2 separate regions of the Homo sapiens genome follow, and region 1 is linked to region 2. Evidence: read pairs that join two places in POLR2A ChIA-PET (ENCODE). Cell type or tissue: IMR-90. All regions are shown on one strand. Links, peaks and the distances in the headings refer to the core of each region. The heading gives the core; the rest is flanking DNA. Region 1 overlaps TAOK1 (TAO kinase 1). Region 2 has its middle 16 kb from the start of MYO18A.

Evidence for each region. Peaks named below come from ENCODE experiments on the same cell type or tissue, not always from the same donor. Only the 100,000 strongest peaks of a DNase experiment are listed, where the experiment ranks them.
Region 1: POLR2A ChIA-PET joins it to region 2 with 12 read pairs; 3 of 35 experiments call an interaction of 5 or more read pairs at or near these places.

Annotation. Positions count from the first base shown.
Region 1 is chr17:29,512,224-29,517,603 of GRCh38, forward strand. It overlaps TAOK1 (TAO kinase 1), which reads left to right. Exons shown (of 20, transcript NM_020791.4): 16 at 5,230-5,380. Among named protein-coding and RNA genes, the nearest start is that of ABHD15, 52 kb to the right of the region's middle. In IMR-90, for the core only: no CTCF peak of the experiment used is centred there; no DNase peak of the experiment used is centred there; H3K27ac peaks cover 503 bases.
Region 2 is chr17:29,194,115-29,199,494 of GRCh38, forward strand. It overlaps the pseudogene LOC100421028. Among named protein-coding and RNA genes, the nearest start is that of MYO18A, 16 kb to the left of the region's middle. In IMR-90, for the core only: no CTCF peak of the experiment used is centred there; no DNase peak of the experiment used is centred there; H3K27me3 peaks cover 573 bases.

The DNA of each region.
Region 1 (5,380 bases), core at 315-5,314, 320 kb after region 2:
TTGTATATATTTTTTTAGTAGAGACGGGGTTTCACCATGTTAGCCAGGCTGGTTTCAAACTCCTGACCTCAGACAATCTACCCACCTCGGCCCCCCAAAGTGCTGGGATTACAAGAGTTAGCCACCACTCCCGGCTCTTGTGCTGCTTTTTGTTTGTTTGGTTTGGTTTGGTTTGAGATGGAGTCTCACTCTGTTGCCCAGGCTGGGGTGCAGTGGCATGATCTCGGCTCACTGCAACCTTTGCCGCCTGGGTTCAAGTGATTCTCCTGCCTCAGCCTCTTGAGTAGCCGGCATTACAGGCGACTGCCACCACGCCTGGCTGATTTTTGTATTTTTAGTAGAGATGAGGGTTTCACCATCTTGGCCAGGCTGGTCTTGAGCTCCTGACCTTGTGATCCACCCGCCTCAGCCTCCCAAAGTGCTGGGACTACAGGTGTGAGCCACAACATCCAGCTGACAACTTTTTTTTTTTTTTTGGAGACAGAGTCTTGCTCTGTCACCCAGGCTGGAGTGCAGTGGCGCGATCTCGGCTCACTGCAAGCTCTGCCTCCCAGGTTCACACCATTCTCCTGCCTCCGGCTCCCGAGTAGCTGGGACTACAGGGACCCACCACCACGCCCGGCTAATTTTTTGTATTTTTGGTAGAGACTGGATTTCACCATGTTAGCCAGGATGGTCTCAATCTCCTGACCTCATGATCTGCTCGCCTTGGCCTCCCAAAGTGCTGGGATTACAGGCGTGAGCCACCATGCCTGGCCCGACAACTTCTTAAAGAGGATCATTATTCAAGATAGTCACTAGGACAGAAAAATGATATGTCTTTTAATTTACCCACCCCCCCCCCCGTCTTATAGGATGATTGAAATTTTTAGTTCATATAATTAATTAGCATACTGTGATACATCGATTGATTTTGATAAAATAAGTATAATCAATTTGATATTAATGATTTTTGTATGTGTAGGAATTTGCCTTATAATCAGATATGTATGTCTTGTTGTGTACCTATTGGTGGCACAAAGACTTGCTCTATACCTTGCCACGTGAGCTTCACTGACAAGATTTTTACAACTCTAAATGGTATAATTTGCAGTATACTCCCATGACTATAATTCGAAAGCCAAACTCTACTGGAAGTTTGAGTTTGAAACAATAGTAAATAGAGTTTCCAACTATAAATAAATCTCCAACAAAATGCAGTTGTTTTGTTTTCCAGTGAAATCAGACTTTAGCTTTATGGATTAGTTTGTTTAGATAATCCTTTAGGCATATACCATATAGTCAAACAAATAAATGCATTTTCTTTTAGAAGCTAAGTTGTTGTGTATGTATTTGTGTTCATTTAGAATAATGATTCTCAGTAGAGAGGAAGGGACATATCAGAGTCTTGGAGGGGAGAGTTCCCTGGCAGAAGATTTTGAAAAAGATACCCAGGTATGGCCAGGCGCGGTGGCTCACCCCTGTAATCCCAGCACTTTGGGAGGCCGAGGCGGGCAAATCACAAGGTCAGGAGTTTGAGACTAGCCTGCCCAATATGGTGAAACACTGTCTCTACTAAAAATACAAAAAAATTAGCCGGGCGTGGTGGCACATACTTATAATCCCAGCTACTCAGGAGGCTGAGGCAGGAGAATTGCTTGAACCCGGGAGGCAGAGGTTGCAGTGAGCCGAGATCGTGCCACTGCACTCCAGCCTGGGTGACAGAGTGAGACTCCATCTCAAAAAATAAATTAAAAAAAATAAAAAATAAAAAAATTAGCCAAGCATGGTGGCACACAACTGTCATCCCAGCTACACAAGAGGGTGAGGCAGGAGAATCCCTGTAACTTGGAAGGTGGAGGTTGCAGTGAGCTGGGCCACTGCACTGCAGCCTGAGCGACAGAGCTAGACTCTGCCTCGAAAAAGAAAAAGATAACCAGGTATATAGTCTACTTGTGTGCCCATGTTATTCCTTTCTCTTCCCATAGCGTGCATACACATAAACTCTTAAGTAATAATTTATGTGCTTTTTATTTTTATGTGTTTGAATATTTTATTAACTAAAGGGAAAGACCATGAATGAGGTCTAGTAGTCTCTGAAAAATGATCCTATACTAAGAAAAATGAGCTATTTATATTCTAAACAATGTTGATGGTGTTTTGTTTTGCTTTTTTTGAGACAGGGTTTCGCTCTGTCACCCATGCTGGAGTGCAGTGGCACAATACTGCTCACTGCAGCCTTTACCTCCCAGGCTGAAGCAGTTTTCCTACCTCACCCTCCCAAGTAGTTGGGACCACAGACGCATACCACCATGCCCAGCTAATTTTATAATTTATTTTTTGTAGAAACAGTGTTGCCATATTCTCCAAACTGGTCTCAAACTCCTGGGCTCAAGCAATCCTCCGGCCTTGGCGTCCCAAAATGCTGGGATTACAGATGGATGTGAGCCACCATTCCTGGCCACAGAATGCTAATACTAGTATATTTTTTACCAAAAGAGTATCAAGGCCAGAGTGGTGGGTGGCACATGCTTATAACAGCACTTTGGGAGGCTGAGGTGGGAGGATCGCTTGAGCCCAGGAGTTCAAGACCAGCCTGGGCAACATGTTGAGACCCTGTGTCTAGCAAAAAAAAAAAAAAAAATCATTAGCCAGGCATGGTGGGACACACCTGTGGTCCTAGCTACTCAGTAGTCTTAGGTGGGAAGATCACTGGAACCTGGGAGGTCCATGCTGCAGGGAGCTGAATTCGTGCCAGTGCATTCCAGCCTGGGTCACAGAGTGAAATTCGATCTAAAAAAAAAAAAAAAAAAAAAAAAATTCTAGTTTGCTCCATTGAGTATATTGCCAGTTTTTTCACATTGCTCAATATAAATGCATTCTTATTGAGATAGTTTATGAGCTGGTATGTAAAACAATGTGGAAAATCATTAATTTTGATTTGTTCAGTGGTTATTAATGCTGAAAATTAAATACCATTCATAAAGTATGTCTCTATTCTCCCATGGTTTTGTTTATTTTCCATTTAATTTCCAGTTTTCTTATGCTGAGTCCTTCCATAATTTTGCCAAAAACTTAGCATCAAGGATGTCAAAAACCAAGAAGCGAGATGTTTAACTGTATTTTTGTCCTAGTTCACTCGTGATTTTTACCTGAAAGTACTATCTTCTGTCTCTTCTTGGGAAGGTTTTAAAGAAGGATGTGTTTTACTTTATTAACCAATCATTGTGTACTTCGAAGTTAGGAACCATCAGAAACGTAGCTGTGCAGAGACAAAAGATACACATGTTTTCTGGTGTACATATCTCTCTTTCCTTTCCGATTGAGTGGGTAACTCAAGAAAGATCTAAAGGCCGGGTGCAGTGGCTCACACGTGTAATCCCAGTACTTTGGGAGGCTGAGGCGGGTGGATCACAGGGTCAGGAGATCGAGACCATACTGGCTAACATGGTGAAATCTCGTCTCTACTAAAAATACAAAAAATTAGCTGGGCATGCTGGCAGATGCCTGTAATCCCAGCTACTCAGGAGGCTGAGGCAGGAAAAATCACTGGAACCCAGGAGGTGGAGGTTGCAGTGAGCCGAGATCGCGCCACTGCACTCCAGCCTGGGCGACAGAGCAAGACTCTGTCTCAAAAAAAAAGAAAGATGTAAATACCACTTGCCTTCTAGAGGGCATTGCCCTGCCTGAGCATTAGAGAAAAAACACAATTAAGAACTTTTATTTGTTTATTTTAATTTTTATGTATGTATTTATTTATTTATTTATTTTGAGACGGAGTTTTGCTCTTGTTGCCCAGGCTGGAGTGCAATGGTGCGATCTCGGCTCACTGCACTGCAACCTCCGCCTCCCAGGTTCAAGTGATTCTCCTGCCTCAGCCTCCCGAGTAGCTGGGATTGCAAGCCTGCACCACCATGCCTGGCTAATTTTGTATTTTTAGTAGAGATAGGGTTTCTCTATGTTGGTCAAGCTGGTCTTGCGCTCCCAACCTCAGGTGATCTGCCCACCTCTGCCTCCCAAAGTGCTGGGATTACAGGCGTGAGCCACCGCGCCCAGCCAAGAACTTTTATTTAAAATTTACTGATGCAAAATGATAATATTCACGTAGGTAATTTTTATGGGGTTTTCGTTGTGTTGTTTTTGTTTTTCTGAGACTGGGTTTCACTCTGTCACGCAGGCTGGAGTGCAGTGGCACAATCTTGGCTCACTGCAACCTCTGCCTCCCAGGTTCAAGCAACGCTCCTGCCTCAGCCTCCCAAGTAGCTGAGACTCCAGACACGTGCCACCACACCTGGCTAATTTTTTTTTTTTTTTTTTGAGACTGAGTTTCGCTCTTCTTGCCCAGGCTGGAGTGCAGTGATGCCATCTCAGCTTACTGCAACCTCCACCTCCTGGGTTCAAGCGATTCTCTGCCTCACCCTCCCAAGTAGCTGACATTACAGGTGTGCACCACCATGTCTGGCTAATTTTGTATTTTTGGTAGAGGCCGGGTTTCTCCATGTTGGTCACGCTGGTCTCGAACTCCCAACCTCAGGTGATCTGCCTGCCTCAGCCTCCCAAAGTGCTGAGATTATAGGTGTAAGCCATTGCACCCGACCCCTGTTTTTTTTGTTGTTGTTGTTGTTGGTTTTTTTGTTTTGTTTTGTTTTTGAGACGGAGTTTCACCAAAGAGTGCAGTGGTGTGATCTTGACTCACTGCAACCCCTGCCTCCTGGGCTCAAGCAATTCTCCTGCCTCAGCCTGCTGAGTAGCTGGGAGTACAGGCCCATGCCACTGTACCCAGCTAATTTTTTTTTTTTTTTGAGACAGAGTCTCGCTCTGTCACCCAGGCTGCAGTGCAGTGGCGAGATCTCAGCTCACTGCAAGCTCCGCCTCCCAGGTTCACACCATTCTCCTGCCTCAGCCTCCCAAGTAGCTGGGACTACGGGCACCCGCCACCATGCCCGGCTAATTTTTTTTGTATTTTTAGTAGAGACAGGGTTTCACCGTGTTAGCCAGGATGGTCTCGATCTCCTGACCTCATGATCTGCCCGCCTCAGCCTCCAAAAGTACTGGAATTACAGGTGTCAGCCACCACGCCCAGCCTAATTTTGTATTTTAGTAGAGACAGTTTCGCCATGTTGGCCAGGCTAGTCTCAAACTCCTGACCTCAGGTGATCTGCCCACCTCGGCCTCCCAGAGTGCTGGGATTACAGGCGTGAGCCACCGTGCCAGGCCTATTTTTACCTGAGTTGTTTTTTATGTTGCCAGGAGCTAAATGAAAACCAGAGTACCCCCAAAAAAGAAAAACAGGAGTGGCTTTCAAAGCAGAAGGAGAATATACAGCATTTCCAAGCAGAAGAAGAAGCTAACCTTCTTCGACGTCAAAGACAATACCTAGAGCTGGAATGCCGTCGCTTCA
Region 2 (5,380 bases), core at 272-5,271:
AATTAGCTGGCTTGGTGGCGCATGCCTGTAATTCCAGCTACTTGGGAGGCTGAGGCAGGAGAATCGATTGAACCCAGGAGGCGGAGGTTGCGGTGAGCTGAGATCGCACCATTGCACTCCAGCCTAGGCAACAAGAGCGAAACTCCATCCCAAGAAAAGGAACAAAGGAAGGAAGAAAGGAAGGAAGGAAGGAAGGGAGGGAGGGAAAGAGGGAGGGAGGTAAAGAAAGAAAGAAAGAATTACTCAAACTCAGTTTGAACACTCAGTACCACCCTGCATTATCCTCCCCCTTCCCAGGGGCAACCACTATTCTGAATTGGATGTTTGTTATTTCCATGCACTTCCATACGCTTTTATTACATAGCATATATCCTCAAACAATATAAAATATTATTTTACCTAGTTTGTAAAAATAATACCACACTGTCATTACTCTTCTGAAACTTGCTCTTTTTGCTCATCATTGAAAGATTCCTATTATTTTTAAAAAAAGAATAACAAAATAAAGAAGAAAGATTCCTATTAATATGATTAGCTCTAATTTATTCATTTCACTGTTGTATAATATTCCATGATGTGAATATAACACAGTCTGTCTATTCTGTTGATAAATATTCATGGTTGTTTCTGGTTTTTGCTATTTGCAAAATAATGCTGCTATGAACATTGTGAGACATATCTTCAGGTGCTCACTGTGCAAGATATTTTCTGGTGCATATATTTAGGAATAGAATTGCTGGGTCACAGGAGGTTGACATCTCCAATTATCCTAGATATTGTCCCCCTCACTTTTTTTTTTTTTTTTGAGATGGAGTCTTGCTGTGTCTCCCAAGCTGGAGTTCAGAGGTGTGATCTCGGCTCACTGCAACCTCCGCCTCCTGGATTCAAGTGATTCTCCTGCCTCAGCCTCCTGAGTAGCAGAGACTACAGGCGTGCACCACCATGCCTGGCTAATTTTTTTATTTTTAGTAGAGACGGGGTTTCACCATGTTAGCCAGCTTGGTCTCGAACTCCCAACTTCAGGCAACTGCCCGCCTTGGCCTCCCAAAATGCTGGGATTACAGGCGTGAGCCACTGCGCCTGCCGCCCCCGCCACACACACTTTTTAGGACCTAGACATCAATAATCTGAGGCTGAAAAGCAGCTTCAATTGCAGCAAGCAGGACTGAAATTAGACCCTGCAAGGAACTTTTTTAGTTGTTAAAGGATTGTTAGAAATCGGCCCAAGTTGTGGAAGACACTGGAGGAATGTCTGTCACTCTGCTTTTCTGACATGCCTCAAGTACAGCTCAGTCTGGACTCAGTTCTAATTGTAGCCTAAAGATTTCAAAATTAATTAAATCGGCATATATGAGTTGAGCTCCTATTCCACGCAAAGTGCTAAGCTGGGAGCAGAAGCTTGTGTCCTCTTCCTGCAAAGCACATCGTCACCACCCCTCCTTGCAACTGAGATGAAAGACCAATGAGAGACATGTGCAAAGTTACACAGCAGGATGGGATTTAAATAACTGCTGAAGACCACAGTAAAGGGGAAGTCACAAAATACTGCGTGACTAATTGTTAAGTGAAATTGCCTTGGAGGCACAGAGGAAAAAAATCAGAGCAGTGGTCAAGGAACGTTGCACAGAAAAAAGGTAGTATCTGAGCAATAATAGTAGAATGTAGGTGATAATCATGGCATCTACTACTCATTGATGAACATTGTGTGCCTTGCACTTTACTCAGAGTATCTTGTTTAATCCTCACAATGACCCTGTGAAGAAAGTATGATTAGTCTCTTCTGACACAGCAGGAAACTGATCACCAGAAGACCAAGTAGCTTACGCAAGCTCACACAACCACCGAGTGGCGGGGCAGGATTCGAACTTAGTCCTGAAGCCTCCCACGTCAGAGGTCCCCGGGAGGGAACACAAGCAAAGGGTGGGAGGTAGGGGAGGGAGCCCCAGGCACAGCTCCTGGTGTGGCTAGAATGGAGGGCTTCTTTGGAAAAAGTAGGTGATCCGGCTAGAAAAGGAGGTCCAGGCTGGCTCATGGAAGATGCTGGTTTCCAGGCATAGGAACTTTAAGTGATTAATTCAAGGAGATTCCACAGCGAGGCAGGTGTATGTTGGAATAGAGGAAAGGGCAGTGCAGGCAGAGAGGTGCCTGGCAGGTTCAGCAACAGCAGTGCAGGGGGCCGAAAATACAAACTTGAACAAGGAAGATGACTTGGGGACCCAACAGAGGGGACAGGTGTAGGAGAGACTTACAAGGAAGAATGTGTGGGGACTTGGCTTCCAACAGCCGTAAGAGCAACTGAGGGAGGAATTGACAATAGATTCCACAATTGTGGGTGGCCCAGGAAGCTAGGCAAGCAAAAGCAACGCTGTAGGCAGCTGAGGTTAATACAAATGGCTAACGTTTGTTACCAGCTACTATCTATAAGCACTTTACATGTATAAACTCATTTCACCCTCACAGCATTCCTATGAAGTAGGAGTGAGGATCTATTATGATTTCCGTTTTTCAGTTAGAGAAACTGGGGTACAGAGAAGTTAAGCAATTTGTCTGAGGTTACACCACTGGTAAATGGCAGAGCTGGGATTTGAACCTGGGTTCCAGAGGCCTCACTCTTCATCACTTCACTAAACTGTGTCTGTTGAGGTAACATCTTCAGAAAGAAGCAGGGTTTTCCACTCCCACTCCACATTCCCCACCCTCAAAGACCAAGCAGGATGGCAGGATTTTTTTGCTGAGTGGCATTGCTGGGGGGGAGTGTCAGGTCTCTGCTGCTACCCTAAGCCAGCTGCTTGTCACCACCGGGCAGTGAGCATGGGGCGTGCGGTGCTGGGGCCTGCACTGCTGGGGCACTCACCAGCAGGAGGGCACCTGGAGCACGGTCCTTCCTCATCACAGTGGAGCAGAAGTAGCACTAGCTGGTGCAGGCCACAGAGCGTGCCTGGCAAGGGAAGACCCAGCCCAGGTAGCACAACTCCATCGGGTTCAGGAGGAAGCAGCCCAACCCCACCTGCACATGAAGTTCAGGAAGATTTTCTTCCTCATGGCTCTGGACACAAAGCAGTCAGGACTGGAGGGACAGGGGAGGAGTGGCAGTGAAGCAACCATGGCATATCACACCCAGAGAGTAGACCCCACCAGGAAGGCCAGCTCCATGCAGGCCCGCAGCACCACGTGGGCAGTGCAGACAGCCAGGACCCTGTATGACTGCAGGCTGGGGTACCAGGTGGCAGCCCCAAGGCATTTGGGGAAAAACCTCCTCTCCTACTAAGAGCTGCCCCTCTAGAAAGAAAGAAGCCCCAAGGGGCCCCAGCCTGGGTCCAGGGAGAGCCCCTCCAGCTGCCAGCTCTTGCACGGTTTCCAGCAGGTACCCCCTCTCCACATCCACTGTCTCCCATTCACCATCTAGTGCAGCACACAGACAACAAAGAAGATGGAGGGTACGGCCACCAGCACAATCTGGAAAGCCCCAGCGGAAGTGGGAGAAGTGGTCATTGGTGCAGCCAGGCCGCAGGGTATTGCAGATGAACTTGCAGTGCTCATCCCACAGACAGCACTTCCCAGCAGGGCGACAAGCAGGATGTGTAAGACCAGGACAGTGAGCCATACCTTGCCAACCACGGTGGAATCGTTCTGCACTCGGGTCAGGAGCCAGCCCAGGAATGACCAGTCGCTCATCTTGTGATTTCTGTGGACACAGAAATCACAAGAAATTGAAGTGAGGGGACAGGAAGGGAAGGGGACGAAAACATAATGCCCCCACAGCCAGATATTTGCAAAGCTATTTCTGGCCCACAGCAAGAGCTCCAGCTCCATCTGTGCCTGACGCCCAGGCATGCCACTCGCTGCCTGACAAGGATGGGAAGAACAAGCTGGCAGAGAAAAGGACACTGCAGAAGAAAAGATGGAAGCAGTGACTCCCAGAAGGAGCCCAACGCAGCCCAACATTCACCAAGACAGGCTGCACACTTCTATTACAGTTAGGCTTCCACTGAACTCTTCCTAACTCAACAGGCTTTCGGGCCTCCCAACTGTCTTGGCATTTTCTTCAGATCGACATAGTACCAGGCATATTTCTCCCAAGATGCCACGGTGGAAATTCATGACCTAGATTGTGTTTCTTCCGAGTCCAGGGTAACATGTTTTTTGACTACTATGTCAGGGTTTGAAAGAGACAGGCCTTACATCCTCCTGTCTCTGTCCAGTGGATTCTCCTTAAGGCCTCATATTGCAACAATCTCATTTTACTTTACATTTCTGCAGCTTCTGACCCTGAGAATTACTGAAAAAATTCCCAAGGGTATAGCTTGTGGGGCATTTACACCCATTATTTCTGTCAACACTCTCCCTTCTGCCTCTCAAATAAACATGTAGTTTATTTATTTATTGTATTTTTTTAGAGACAGGGTCTTACTCTGTCACCCAGGCTGGAGTGCAGTAACATGAACATAGTTCACTGTAACCTCAAACTCCTAGGCGGAAGTGATCCTCCTGCCTCAGCCTCCTGAGTAGCTAGGACTACAGGTGTGTCCCACATGCCCAGCTAATTAAAAAAAAAATTTGCCGGGCACCATGGCTCATGCCTGTAACCCCAGCACTTTGGGAGGCTGAGGCATGCAGATAACTTGAGGCCAGAAATTCGAGACTGCCTGGCCAACATGGCAAAACCCCAACTCCTGACTCTACTAAAAATACAAAAATTAGCCAGGCGTGGTGGCGCATGCCTTGTAGTCCCAGCTACTCGGGAGGCTGAGGCAGGAAAATCGCTTGAATCCAGTAAGCGGAGGCTGCAGTGAGCCGAGCTCATCATGCCACTGTACTCCAGCCTGGGCGACAGGGTGAGACGCCATCTCAGAAAATATGTGTGTGTGTGTGTGTGTGTGTGTGTGTATTATATATATTGTATATTATATATATTATATATATTATATATTTTTTATATATTATATATTATATAATATATTTTATATATATTATATATTATATAATATATATTATATATATTTTATATATAATATATATTATATAATATATATTATATATAATATATATTATATAATATATAATATATATATTTTGTAGAGGCTTGAGGGAGTCTTCTTATCTCACCCAGGCTGGTCTCGAACTCCTGGCCTCAAGCGATCCTCCCACCTCAGCCTCCCAAAGTGCTGGGATTACGGTCGTGAGCCACTGCACCCAGCTGACACAGTACGTAGCCTGCTTACTACGCAGCAGTACGTAGCATGCTTACTATACAAACTCAGGGTAAAGACCAGACCCCAGCCTTCCCTGTAACTGATTGCCTTCTCTAACTCCCTCCTAAACAGAATCCTGGAGATCCTACTGAGAACCTTCCTTCTTCCTCCTTAACTTTCAGGAAGCC